Regions from separate parts of the Homo sapiens genome. Here region 1 is linked to region 2. Evidence: chromatin contacts called from ENCODE Hi-C or POLR2A ChIA-PET data. All regions are on one chromosome and are shown on one strand. The core of a region is the stretch at or near the end of the contact, and the rest is flanking DNA. Distances in the headings are between cores, read along the strand shown. Region 1 overlaps HIPK2 (homeodomain interacting protein kinase 2). Region 2 overlaps TBXAS1 (thromboxane A synthase 1).

The links. A loop is a pair of places that touch in the nucleus more often than their neighbours do. ChIA-PET counts read pairs that join two places held with the same protein, here RNA polymerase II (POLR2A). Pooled maps may share reads with other maps.
Region 1: a loop to region 2 is called in a pooled map, with 6 times the contacts of the local background. The contact joins two enhancer-like sites. A Hi-C loop is called at or near these places in 7 of 50 pooled maps. POLR2A ChIA-PET finds 5 or more read pairs at or near these places in 3 of 52 experiments (HEK293T, PC-3 and PC-9).

The regions. Positions count from the first base shown.
Region 1 is chr7:139,676,875-139,682,554 of GRCh38, reverse strand. All of the region lies in intron 2 of HIPK2 (homeodomain interacting protein kinase 2), which reads left to right. Among named protein-coding and RNA genes, the nearest start is that of HIPK2, 98 kb to the left of the region's middle. RefSeq lists an enhancer at 858-2,057. Within about 2 kb of position 1,619, at least 26 of the 41 ENCODE cell types and tissues checked have a DNase peak (open chromatin) inside an H3K27ac peak, as active enhancers do.
Region 2 is chr7:139,991,639-139,997,252 of GRCh38, reverse strand. The region is part of intron 9 of TBXAS1 (thromboxane A synthase 1); the gene reads right to left. Among named protein-coding and RNA genes, the nearest start is that of PARP12, 69 kb to the left of the region's middle. Within about 2 kb of position 1,537, at least 3 of the 41 ENCODE cell types and tissues checked have a DNase peak (open chromatin) inside an H3K27ac peak, as active enhancers do.

The DNA of each region.
Region 1 (5,680 bases), core at 370-2,869, 310 kb after region 2:
CACCACAGGGACCCAGAGGAGGGCACAGGCACGCAGCGGGAGGGATGAGGGAAAGCTTCCCGTAAGAGGTGGTGTCCACACTGCACCTGAAGAAGGTGGAACTGACATCTCTGTCCTAGGTGCCTCAACAGAGCCCTTCATTCCAACCCCTCATTGCACATGTATAGTTACAGGTCTGGCTACCCCTGCTCATGGATGAGTTTCTTGAGGCTAGAGATGGGTTTTACCCAGTGTTCCTGGTGCCAAGCCCAGGTCTTGACTCACTATGGGCTCTCAGTGGATGTTTGATGAGTGAGTGAGTGAGGGCATGTGGTGGATGATGAGGCTGGAGAGGTAACAGGACTGAATCATAAGGACCTTGCCTGTCGTGAATATTGAACAGCTTGGCAATAGAGGGGGTTTTCCTTCTGAGGAGTGGAAGCAACGTGGTCTATGGTATGTGCCAAGTGAGGGCAGAAGCTGGGGCAGTAGCCACATTGGCATCTCACCATGAGTCCTCTACATGGCCCAGGGTCTGTACCAGCATGACATAAGCCGTGCACGAGTAACAGGAGTGTCAGCCAGATCCGAGGGCTCCACTGTGATGCCTGCCCTGGAAAAGATAGAGCCCACTCAGGCCAGGCCATGGTGGTTTGAGCACCTCCAGCACCAGGGGAGATGCTGTCCTAGAACCAGGGCCCCCAGTCAGTGGACAAAGAAATGTAGGAAGATTCCAGCTCAGAGAACATCAGACCTTCTGCTCCCTGGAGCAGTGGTGGCTGCATGGACCCAGGGCTTGGTGCATGGAAAGTCCAGGCTCCGCACGCTGTGACTCTCCTTAAAGTGAGAATATTTTTCCCAGGAGTGCAAGGGCCTTTCATGTGAGGAGTTTTAAATGTGCTCTCTGGTGGTAGCCACAGCATCCTTAATTTTCTTGTACAGCAAAAGTCAATTTGGAATTGCAGGAAAGGAGGCTTTGTTCTCAGGTGATGTTGAGCAGCCTCTTTTGTGGTCACCTCTTGACACCCACACTGAGCGGGAGGAGGCGAGGGGAGTGCAGCACTGGCGCTGATTATAGAAAACAGCAGGGGTTCCGGAAGAAGCCTTTGGCTTTGGAATTGGGTTTGTGCTTCCATTTAAATGTGGAGGTGCCAGGTGTTCTGATAATTTCACTGCAAAATTTTGAAATCCGCTAATAAAGACCATTTAGAAGGACCTGAGAAGTGGGCTGTGTCCTCCCTCCTCTCCCACCCACCTCTCTCCTGCCACCAGCTCTGACCTGGGATGGACGGCAGCATGCTTCTGTTATCAAAACAGGCCAAAAAGAATGAAAAGCTAAAAGCAGGGAAAACTTCACAAGTTTAGATAAAGTTTTCAAGTGATTAAGTGCTGTGGCAGTGAAAACATTGACCCAATTGCAACTTGTAGGCTCCATCAGAGAGCTGTGGTTGACGGGCTCTCCTGTACATTTATATCAGGAGAGATGTGTTACCGGCTCCCTCAGAGTGTAAAGTGTACCCAAAATAGAGCTTGAAGAGTGGCTTTATCATGGAGTGACTCAGCGCCAGCTAAGAGGAAAGATGAATATAGCGTGACGATGTTCTCCACAGGAAACCCATGGCACGAAAACCAGGGGCGGGGAGGGTGCTTGTAGCACAGTGGCCCTGTGGCTGCCTCACTGGGCCCATGGCTGAGTAATGGGCTGACTGATGGCAGCCCTGTGGAAGCTGGCCTCAGACAACACAGGAAGCCCGCTCAGATTGTCTCTCAGAGCCTGTTCCCAAATGGGAAGCCACCAGCAAAAAAATCCCAGTGGGCTGTGCTCTTCATGTCCTGGTTGGGAAATTCAGGAAGCACACGTGAACACACACATGCCACAGACATGAAAAAGGTTCTGTCTTCTGAAGGCTGTTGGCCGATCTTAACATGAATTTTAAAAAATGATTTGCTACATTTGAGGCATTTCTTCAAGCCAGTTTTGGACACAATCCCTGGTTACTTTGTTCCTGGGGACATTCAGTACCCATGTCTGCCAAGCCCTGTAGTTTTGAAAACATCCCTGGCCCTCACAAAAGCCCTCATAAAACAGCATCCCCTCAAAACCCAAGGCACCTGGTAAGGAAAGAATTAAAGCCAGTGACGTGAATTTAATGTTCGATCCCAAAACCAGAGTTGACTTGGCTTGTCTGGGTTGTTCACCCAGGGGAGGGCTCTCCTCCACAAGGCCCAAGCCCTACTGGGGCTGCTTGGGCACCAGCCACGCTGTGGGGAGGGTGTTAATCGTGACTGAATCGTGATTCCATGTGGGAAACAGTCCTGCAGTCGGGGGACAGGAGGAGCCAGGCTGGAATCCAACACAAACAGTCCAGGGGCAGAGGGAACATTCCCGGGTACCTGTGTCCCTGAGTGACTTGAAAATGCTGAACTTATGCTGAATTCTGTTTAATGATTATTTGCGGGAGGGGAACAGGCATTCTTAAGAGATCGGTTTACCTTAGGAAATCCTGTACTCCCCCTGCTTTCCGGCCTTCCGGCCTCCTTGTATCCTGCACACGCTATTCCTTTGCATACATTTGCAGCGAACTTTGCTCCCCAGGGTATCTGGCTTTTGGGATAAAGACTAATGTCCATGTCAAAATGATTCTTGATAAAAGCATCCTAGATGTTAAATATTTATTTTAAGCTAAATGTTCTACTTCTGAGAGGTTAAAAAACAAATGCCTTTTCATGCAGAGCCTTTTGCCAGTCAATGTTTGAGTTTCTTTAGGCTTTTTTATTTGGCTCTGCAGCAGCTAGCTAACCAACTGCATTCCTGAGATGAGCTGACAAGGAGGCAGAAATGAAGAAATAAACAAAAAGCCATGTTAATTTCAAGCTTCAGTAGGAATACAAAGAGAAATATTAACATTTGCTGAATGACAAATAATGAAATGGCTGGAAAATTTTAATGCTTCTAGCATGCTTTTATAAGCTCTCCTGGAATTTTCCCCCCATCAGGTATTGCACATTTATAACCAGCAGTGCACCATGTAAAGGCAGTTCGATAGGTTGTTTAATTTAAAGATTGGTATTTCTGAGCATATAGTGTTCCTAATGCAATTCCTAACCCCATTTACACTTCTCTGTCTACCCGAAGTACCCACATCTTCTTAGCATAATCTTTATAATTGTTTGTTGCTATGGTTTTAATGGGTCCCCTTCAAAATTCAGGTGTTGCCAATGTGAGAGTATTAAAAGATAGGGCCTTTAAGAGGTGATTAGGCCGTGAAGGCTTCTCCCTGGTGAATGGGTTTAAGGCCCTTTAGAAAAGAGGCTTCATCATTCCCTTTGAAAACTGGCACAAGACAAGGATGCCCTCTCTCACCACGCCTATTCAACATAGTATTGGAAGTTCTGGCCAGGGCAATCCGGCAAGAGAAAGAAATAAAACGTATTCAAGTAGGAAGAGAGGAAATCAAATCGTCTCTCTTTGCAGATGACATGATTGTGTGTTTAAAAAACCCCATCGTCTCAGCCCAAAATCTCCTTAAGCTGATAAGCAACTTCAGCAAAGTCTCAGGATACAAAATCAATGTGCAGAAATCACAAGCATTCTTATACACCAATAATAGACAAACAGAGAGCCAAATCATGAGTGAACTCCCAGTCACAATTGCTATAAAGAGAATAAAATACCTAGGAATCCAACTTACAAGGGATGTGAAGGACCTCTTCAAGGAGAACTACAAACCACTGCTCAATGAAATAGAAGAGGATACAAACAAATGGAAGAACATTCCATGCTCATGGATAGGAAGAATAAATATTGTAAAAATGGCCATACTGCCCAAAGTAATTTATAGATTCAGTGCTATCCCCATCAAGCTACCACTGACTTTCTTCACAGAATTAAATTTCATATGGAACCAAAAAAGAGCCTGTATAGCCAAGACAATCCTAAGCAAAAAGAACAAAGCTAGCGGCATCATGCTACCTGACTTCAAACTATACTACAAGGCTACAGTAACCAAAACAGCATGGTACTGGTACCAAAACAGTTATATAGACCAATGGAACAAAACAGAGGCCTCAGAAATAATGCCACACATCTGCAACCATCTGATCTCCGACAGACCTGTCAAAAACTAGCAGTGGGGAAGGATTCCCTATTTAATAAATGATGTTGGGAAAACTGGCTAGCCATATGCAGAAAACTGAAACTGGACCCCTTCCTTATACCTTATACAAAAATATAAAAACCCTAGAAGAAAACCTAGGCAATACCATTCAGGACATAGGCATGGCAAAGACTTCATGACTAAAACACCAAAAGCAATGGCAACAAAAGCCAAAATTGACAAATGGGATCTAATTAAACTAAAGAGCTTCTGCACAGCAAAAGAAACTATCATCACAGTGAGCAGGCAACCTACAGAATGGGAGAAAAATTTTGCAATCTATCCATCTGACAAAGGGCTAATATCCAGAATCTACAAAGAACTTAAACAAATTTACAAGAAAAAAACAAACAACCCCATCAAAAAGTGGCCGAAGGATATGAACAGACACTTCTCGAAAGAAGACATCTATGCAGCCAACAAACATATGAAAAAAAGCTCATCATCACTGGTCATCAGAGAAATGCAAATCAAAACCACAATGAGATACCATCTCACACCAGTTAGAATGGCGATCATTAAAAAGTCAGGAAACAACAGATGCTGGAGAGGATGTGGAGAAATAGGAACACTTTCACACTGTTGTTGGGAGTGTAAATTAGTTCAACCATTGTGGAAGACAGTGTGGTGATTCCTCAAGGATCTAGAACCAGGAATACCATTTGACCCAGCAATTCCATTACTGTGGCGGGCTAGGGGAGGGATAGCATTAGGGGAAATACCTAATGTAGATAACTGGTTGATGGGTGCAGCAAACCATCATAGCACATGTATACCTATGTACCAAACCTGCACGTTCTGCACATGTATCCCAGAACTTAAAGTATAATTTAAAAAAAATAATAGAAAAGTGGCTTCATGTAGCTGTTAGCTTAGCTTGCTCTCTTGACCTTCTGCCTTCCGCTGTGTGAGGGCTCAGCAAGAAGGCCCTCCCCAGACACCAAATGCCGGCACCTTGATCTTGAACTTCCCAGCCACCAGAACTGTGAGAAATAAACTTTATAAATTACCCAATGTTGGGTGTTGTTTTATAGTAGCACAAACGAACTAAGACATTTTCTCACTAAATGAAGTCACTTTACCCAGCTAGAAGGATGGTCACAGGATCATTATTGTTGTTTAAAAAATGTGTATATATGTGTGTGTGTGTGTGTGTGTCTCCATATATATATATAATATATATAATATCAGCCCCTCTCTCTCTACATACACACACACACACATACACACACATCCCACATTAGAAATACTATGGTTTGGCCGGGCGTGGTGGCTCACGCCTGTAATCCCAGCACTTTGGAAGGCCGAGGTGGGTGGATCACCTGAGGTCAGGAGTTCGAGACCAGCCTGGCCAACATGGTGAAACCCCATCTCCACTAAAAATGCAAAATTAGCCAGGTGTGGTGGTGCATGCCTGTAATCCCAGCTACTCGGGAGGCTGAAGCAGTAGAATCACTTGAACCCAGGAGGCGGAGGTTGCAGTGAGCCGAGATCATGCCATTGCACTCCAGCCTGGGCAACAAGAGCAAAACTATCTCAAAAAA
Region 2 (5,614 bases), core at 288-2,787:
ATGCTTTTGTTCACTCACCCCACAGATCCTGGTTCCCTCTATTTACTCCGATTAGCAGAGTGTGTGGGGTGAGGGGCAGGGAAAGAGAGGGGATAAGATACGGTTCTGTGCCATATAGAACTTACTCTGTATTTGGGAAACCATTTATTTGTTCATTCACAGATTTATTTTTATGGTAATAGGGAGCCACTGAAGGTTTTTGATGAGTCAAGATAACATACTGAAAATGGCTTTGTGTGATCTGACAACGACATGTAGGATGGCTGAGGTAGAAAGAGTTGGGAAATAGGTCAATAAGACAGGAGGTTCTTGCAATAGTCCAGGCAAAAGTGAGGTGCTCCAATCACAAGGCCAGTAGTCAGAATGGGAAAAGGGGCTGAAAGAGAGAAGCCTTATCAGCAGTGGCTGTCTATCTTGGCTGTTCCCTATTGATGCTGGGGCCCATCCCAAAACATTTCCACTTAATCGGTCTGGATTGGGGTGCAGGAATTGGTATTGTTTTAGAAGTCCCCCAAGGGATTATCACATGCAGCCTGGATTTCAGAATCACTGTCATAAAGGAAGCTCTACCAGGGGAGGTGAGGGTGTTGGGATTTAACGGGTCAGGGAATGAAGAGAGATGAAAGGGATTCCCTGGTTTCATTCCTAAGTGGCTGAGAGAAACACAGAAAGAGGACCACATGGGTGGGGCAGCATCTTCCAGGGGAAGGAGATCAGCTTTTGCAGGATTTTGCTGGAGGCCCCCTCCACCACCCCACCTGGGTGAGACCGTGAGCAGCTTGGCGTAGAAGTGGGGAGATGGTATCGCACAGACGGGGATGAGTCCTCTGGGATAGGGGTAAGAAAAACAAGCACAGAGCCAAGCATTGAACCTTAATGCTTCCCAGGGGAAGGTGGCAGGGCAACTGGAAAGTAAGGGACCCTGGAAAACATCTCAGATCTCCTGGACAGTGCCTGGGAGATTCAAGACTAAGAGAGACCATTGATGGCTGGCACGGTGGCTCACGCCTGTAATCCCAGCACTTTGGGAGGCTGAGGTGGCAGGATTGCTTGAGGCCAGGAGATCGAGACCAGCCTGGACAACATAGTGAAACCCCATCTCTAAAAAAAAAAAAAAAATGCCAGACATGGTGGTGTGCACCTGTAATCCCAGCTACTCGGGAGGCCGAGGTGGAAGGATCACTTGAACCTAGGAGTTTGAGGCAGAGTGGACTATGATTGCCAGTAATAATAATGATAATAATGAAGAAGAAGACGCGCCATTATATTTGTCAACTGTGGCAGGGACAAGGCCAAAACCAAGTCAGTGGGGTCGCAGGATGAGTAGTTAGAGAGGGGATGAATGAGAGGGAGCGAGGGGAGACTGGCAGACTGCTTCTACCAGGCACACTGAAAGAATTTGGGAGAACAGAACAAACTGAAGGGAGGCAGGAGCGCATCATCACCCATCTGCAGGGTGAGCCCATGGCCAAGGAAAAGGCAGTGCTGTGCCATGCAGTTGTGGGGGTGGAGCCAGGCCCCATGGCATCAGTCCCAGAAAGAAAGATTCTGACTCCACGTGGGGCAGGATTTTCAAAGGACTACAACTTCACAATGCAATAGGCAAGCCCAGGTCCACCGGGGCTTTTCACACGAGGTTATGGAGCATCTGAAAAGGTCGCTGTGGGATATTCATAGGTCCCTCATCAACAGGAGAGCCACACGAGAGACCCCAAGGTGCCCTCCACCTCTGGACCGGTCTGATGCAGCATGGCCACGCCCCCACCCACCCAGGGACAGCCTCATGACCTTAGCAGATCCTGGTCACTCTGCCAGGCCAAATAAACGTGACGGGAAGGCGGAGAGCCATCAACTTGCCCTCCGCACACCCCTCCTGCATTTCCCATCCCTCATCTTCGTGTGCATCTTGTTGATGATTTGCTGTAGGAGTCAGAGAGCAGGTCACTAGCTGTTTGGGGAAATGGTAAACAAAGATAAGAGCTTTAAGCACTGGAATTTATTTTTTATCCACTGGCCTAAAAGCAACTGCATGTTAAATTTAGAAAGCTGGTGCCAGACCCCTCCCCGCCCCTCCTGCTTCCTGCTCCTCTTACCGCCCATGCTCAAAGCATGGTCTCAGCTGACTATAGAATACGAGATGTGTTTGTAAAGCCCAGGAGTCTTCAGAGGCTGCCTGCCTGGATGTTTATAAAAATGTCTCATCTGAGGGCCTGGGAGAAAGGGGCCGTTTCCTGCGCTCCCCAGCTCTGCTCACCATTCTAGCAGCAGCCATCTCTGCCCAAATATTTACCCAAACGTCCTCCCTGGTCAGGGCCCTGGGTGCATCAGTCCCCCACTGTCGTCAGGTGGGATGCCCGCAAGGGAGGGGGCAGCATTTTCAGCAGACCACCGATGGATTTATTAATAAGGCCTCCCTCACGCCTGGGAATCTATTATTGAACAGCTCTCTTTTCTCCGTGGGTTAAATCCCTTTGCTACCAACTCTAAGAACCTGCAGAAATCCTTCTATTGACCTGGAATTCTGTTGTATTGAATATTGTCTGAAATAAATGAGCCATTGTCTGGGCTCAGAATTTTCTGGGTAGAAAGAGATCTCCACTGTGATGTAATTTATTGCAGCAGGAGTTTTTTTTTTCTTTTTTTCCAGCTCATCCTGAATTCCCTATTGCCCACTCGGTCCATTTTCACAGTCCAGGATATAAGTGGGGAGGGCTAGGCCCAAGCTTAAAAAAAAAGCCTCCTTTGCCCAAGGATGATGTCCAGAGGCCTAAATGGTGACTGGTACCAGATTTTAAGGGCTACTGAGTAACTGAGGTCCATTTGTGTGGCCAGCTTAGAAGAAAAGAGATCAGACCAACACTCTCAGCTGGCATTGGGAGACCAGTCATAGGACAGTAAAAAGGGAAGAGCAGCTGGGCACAATGGCTCACGCCTGTAATCCCAGCACTTTGGGAGGCCAAGGCAGGCAGATCACTTGAGGTCAGGAGTTTGAGACCAGCCTGGCCAACATGGCGAAACCCCATCTCTACTAAAAATACAAAAAATTAGCCAAGTGTGGTGGCAGGTGCCTGTAATCCCAGCTACGCGGGAGGCTGAGGCAGGAGAACCACCTGAACCTGGGAGGCAGAGGTTGCAGTGAGCCCAGATCACGCCATTGCACTCCAGCCTGGGCAACAAGAGCAAAACTTCATCTCAAAAAAAATCAGCTGGGCATGGTTGTGCACACCTGTAATCCCAGCTACTTGGGAGGCTGGGGCAGGAGAATCACTTGAACCTGGGAGGCAAAGGCTGCAGTAAGCCACTGCCCTCCAGCCTGGGTGGCAGAGTGAGACTGTGTCTCAAAAAAAAAAAAAAAAAAAAGAAAGAAAGAAAAAGAAAAAGCAAAGCAAAGCAAACAAAGAGCAGTTCAACCCTCCCATTGGATGGATGAGGAACCACAGCCCAGAGAGGTGAAGTGACTTGCCTAAGCTGCACAGCAAAGGAGGGGGCAGAGGCAGCGTTAGACCTCAGGCCTTGGGATGCGGGTCCAGAGCTGTGCTCACTGCTACATTGCATTGGAGACAGAAGGGTTTAACCACAAAATCCAGGAGGAGAAACTAGGCATCCCATAGCTAGATGGGATTTTTAGTGTTCAATTGATAAGAAATTGTGGAGCATGCTTCTCGGGTCACACTGTGAGAATCTCAAGAAAGACAAGGCCTTGTGGAGAAGTGCGTCCATTCTAGGCCCAGGCAGCAGGGCCGCAGGGTCAGCAGGAGATGAACTTGAGCAGTAAGCTTTGGCATTTCTTAATACCCTGTATTCACTGATGGATACCTTGATTTCTCCGGCCTCAGGGACTTCGCTTACAATTGGGCAGTGTAGGCTTGCCCAATACAATTAGAATTTTTGATACATTGTGCAATGGACTGAATGTGTGAGTCCGGCCTCCCCAGGTTTATGTGTTGAAACCCTATTCCCCAACATGATCATATACTTGGAGACGGGGCCTCTGGAAGGTTATTAGGGTTAGATGAGGTCATGAGGGTAAGTGGGGACCTCGTGATGATATGACTTCCCATTTATGTATTTATTGAGACCGAGTCTCACTCTCTCCCAGGCTGGATCGGCTCACTGCAACCTCTGCCTCCCGGGTTCAAGCAATTCTCTTGCCTCAGCCTCCCAAGTAGCTGGGACTACAGGTGTGCGCTACCATGCCCAGCTAATGGTTTTTGTTGTTGTTTGTTTTTAATTTTTTTATTTTTAGTAGAGACGGGGTTTTTCCGTGTTAACCAGGCTGGTCTCAAACTCCTGATCTCAGGTAATCCACCCACCTCGGCCTCCCAAAGTGCTGGTATTATAGGCGTGAGCCACTGCACCAGGCCTAATTCCCTTTTTAAAAAGAGGAAGAGACACAAGATCCAGTCTTTCTGTTTCCTTTTAACTCTGAGAGGGAGATGCCTTCAGCGACTTCTCTACCTTACATGGCTTCTCGTGAAACTACCAGGTTTGTGCAGAGCTAATCACTCCCCATGCCAAGAACCGAGCTGAGTGCTTCTGAGGGCAGCTCCCTTTGCAGGGAGGAAACGAAGGCCCCCAGGGCTTGGGGAGCTTGCAGAGGCCACAGGCAGATGGTGGGAGAGCTGGGATGGAAACCAGGCCTCTCTCCAGGGCCGCCTCCTCCACCTGATGCTATTTCAGCCCTTTGCCTTCTTCTGCAGCTGATGGCTTTTAGTGAAAAAGGCTTCTTGCCAAGAGTGGCCTCTACAGTGGCAAAACAAAGTAAAAACGGCCCCCAGAGACATGGCTCCGCGAGCTTCCCCGCTAGTGTGGGCCTTTGGACCCAAGAGAGTGGCCCTCCCCTCTGCTGGGAGCTGGCGGGGTGGATTAGGATACATGAGAATGAAGTTCTTGAGGAGGGAGGTTTTTTAAAAAATTAAATTTGGGGGTGGGAAGAGATTTACTAAATCGCAGATAGCACATGCCTCAGAGCCTTGATAGCCAATTTCTTATCTTCCATGGACCTGGAGTTTTCATGATTGCTCAAAGCAGCGGAGATGCTGGTCCATGCCTCACCCCCTGGCCTGCTAGTTGTGAGCAGGTGAAGGGGGGCTGCCAGCTGGCCTGCAGGTGGTCCCCACCAAGCCTCTCAAGGGAGAACTGGCAGATCATACCCCCTTGTGCCATATTGCTAGAGCGGACAGGGAGGGCTTGCCTCCCTTGGCTGGGCGTTGGGGGAGAGAAAGGCCATTCCATGCCATCCTTCTTCCCATATGAGGGATTCCCACGAGGCTCCCCTGCAAGTGAGACCCATACTCCATCTCTCAGGGAATGGGAAGGGTCTCCCCTCGAGCTCTGGTGCCTAGGCTGGGGGCCAAGTGCTCCCAGCTAAAGTCCCTCTTGCCCCACCTGCTAGAGAGCTGCCCGTGCTCTCCGGGGCTTCAGTCCAGTCCTGACTCTGTGCCCAGTTTTTGTTACCCTTTTTTGGTTTTCTTATCTCTGCTATGGGGCTGCTCTTCTAATGTGGGACAAAACCCCAAAAGGGTGATTATGGCCCTATGAGGCCAAGTCACCACTCCCCATCTTCCATGTAAAACGATTCTCTGTTTATGTGTTTCTATGTCTTTATGCTTTT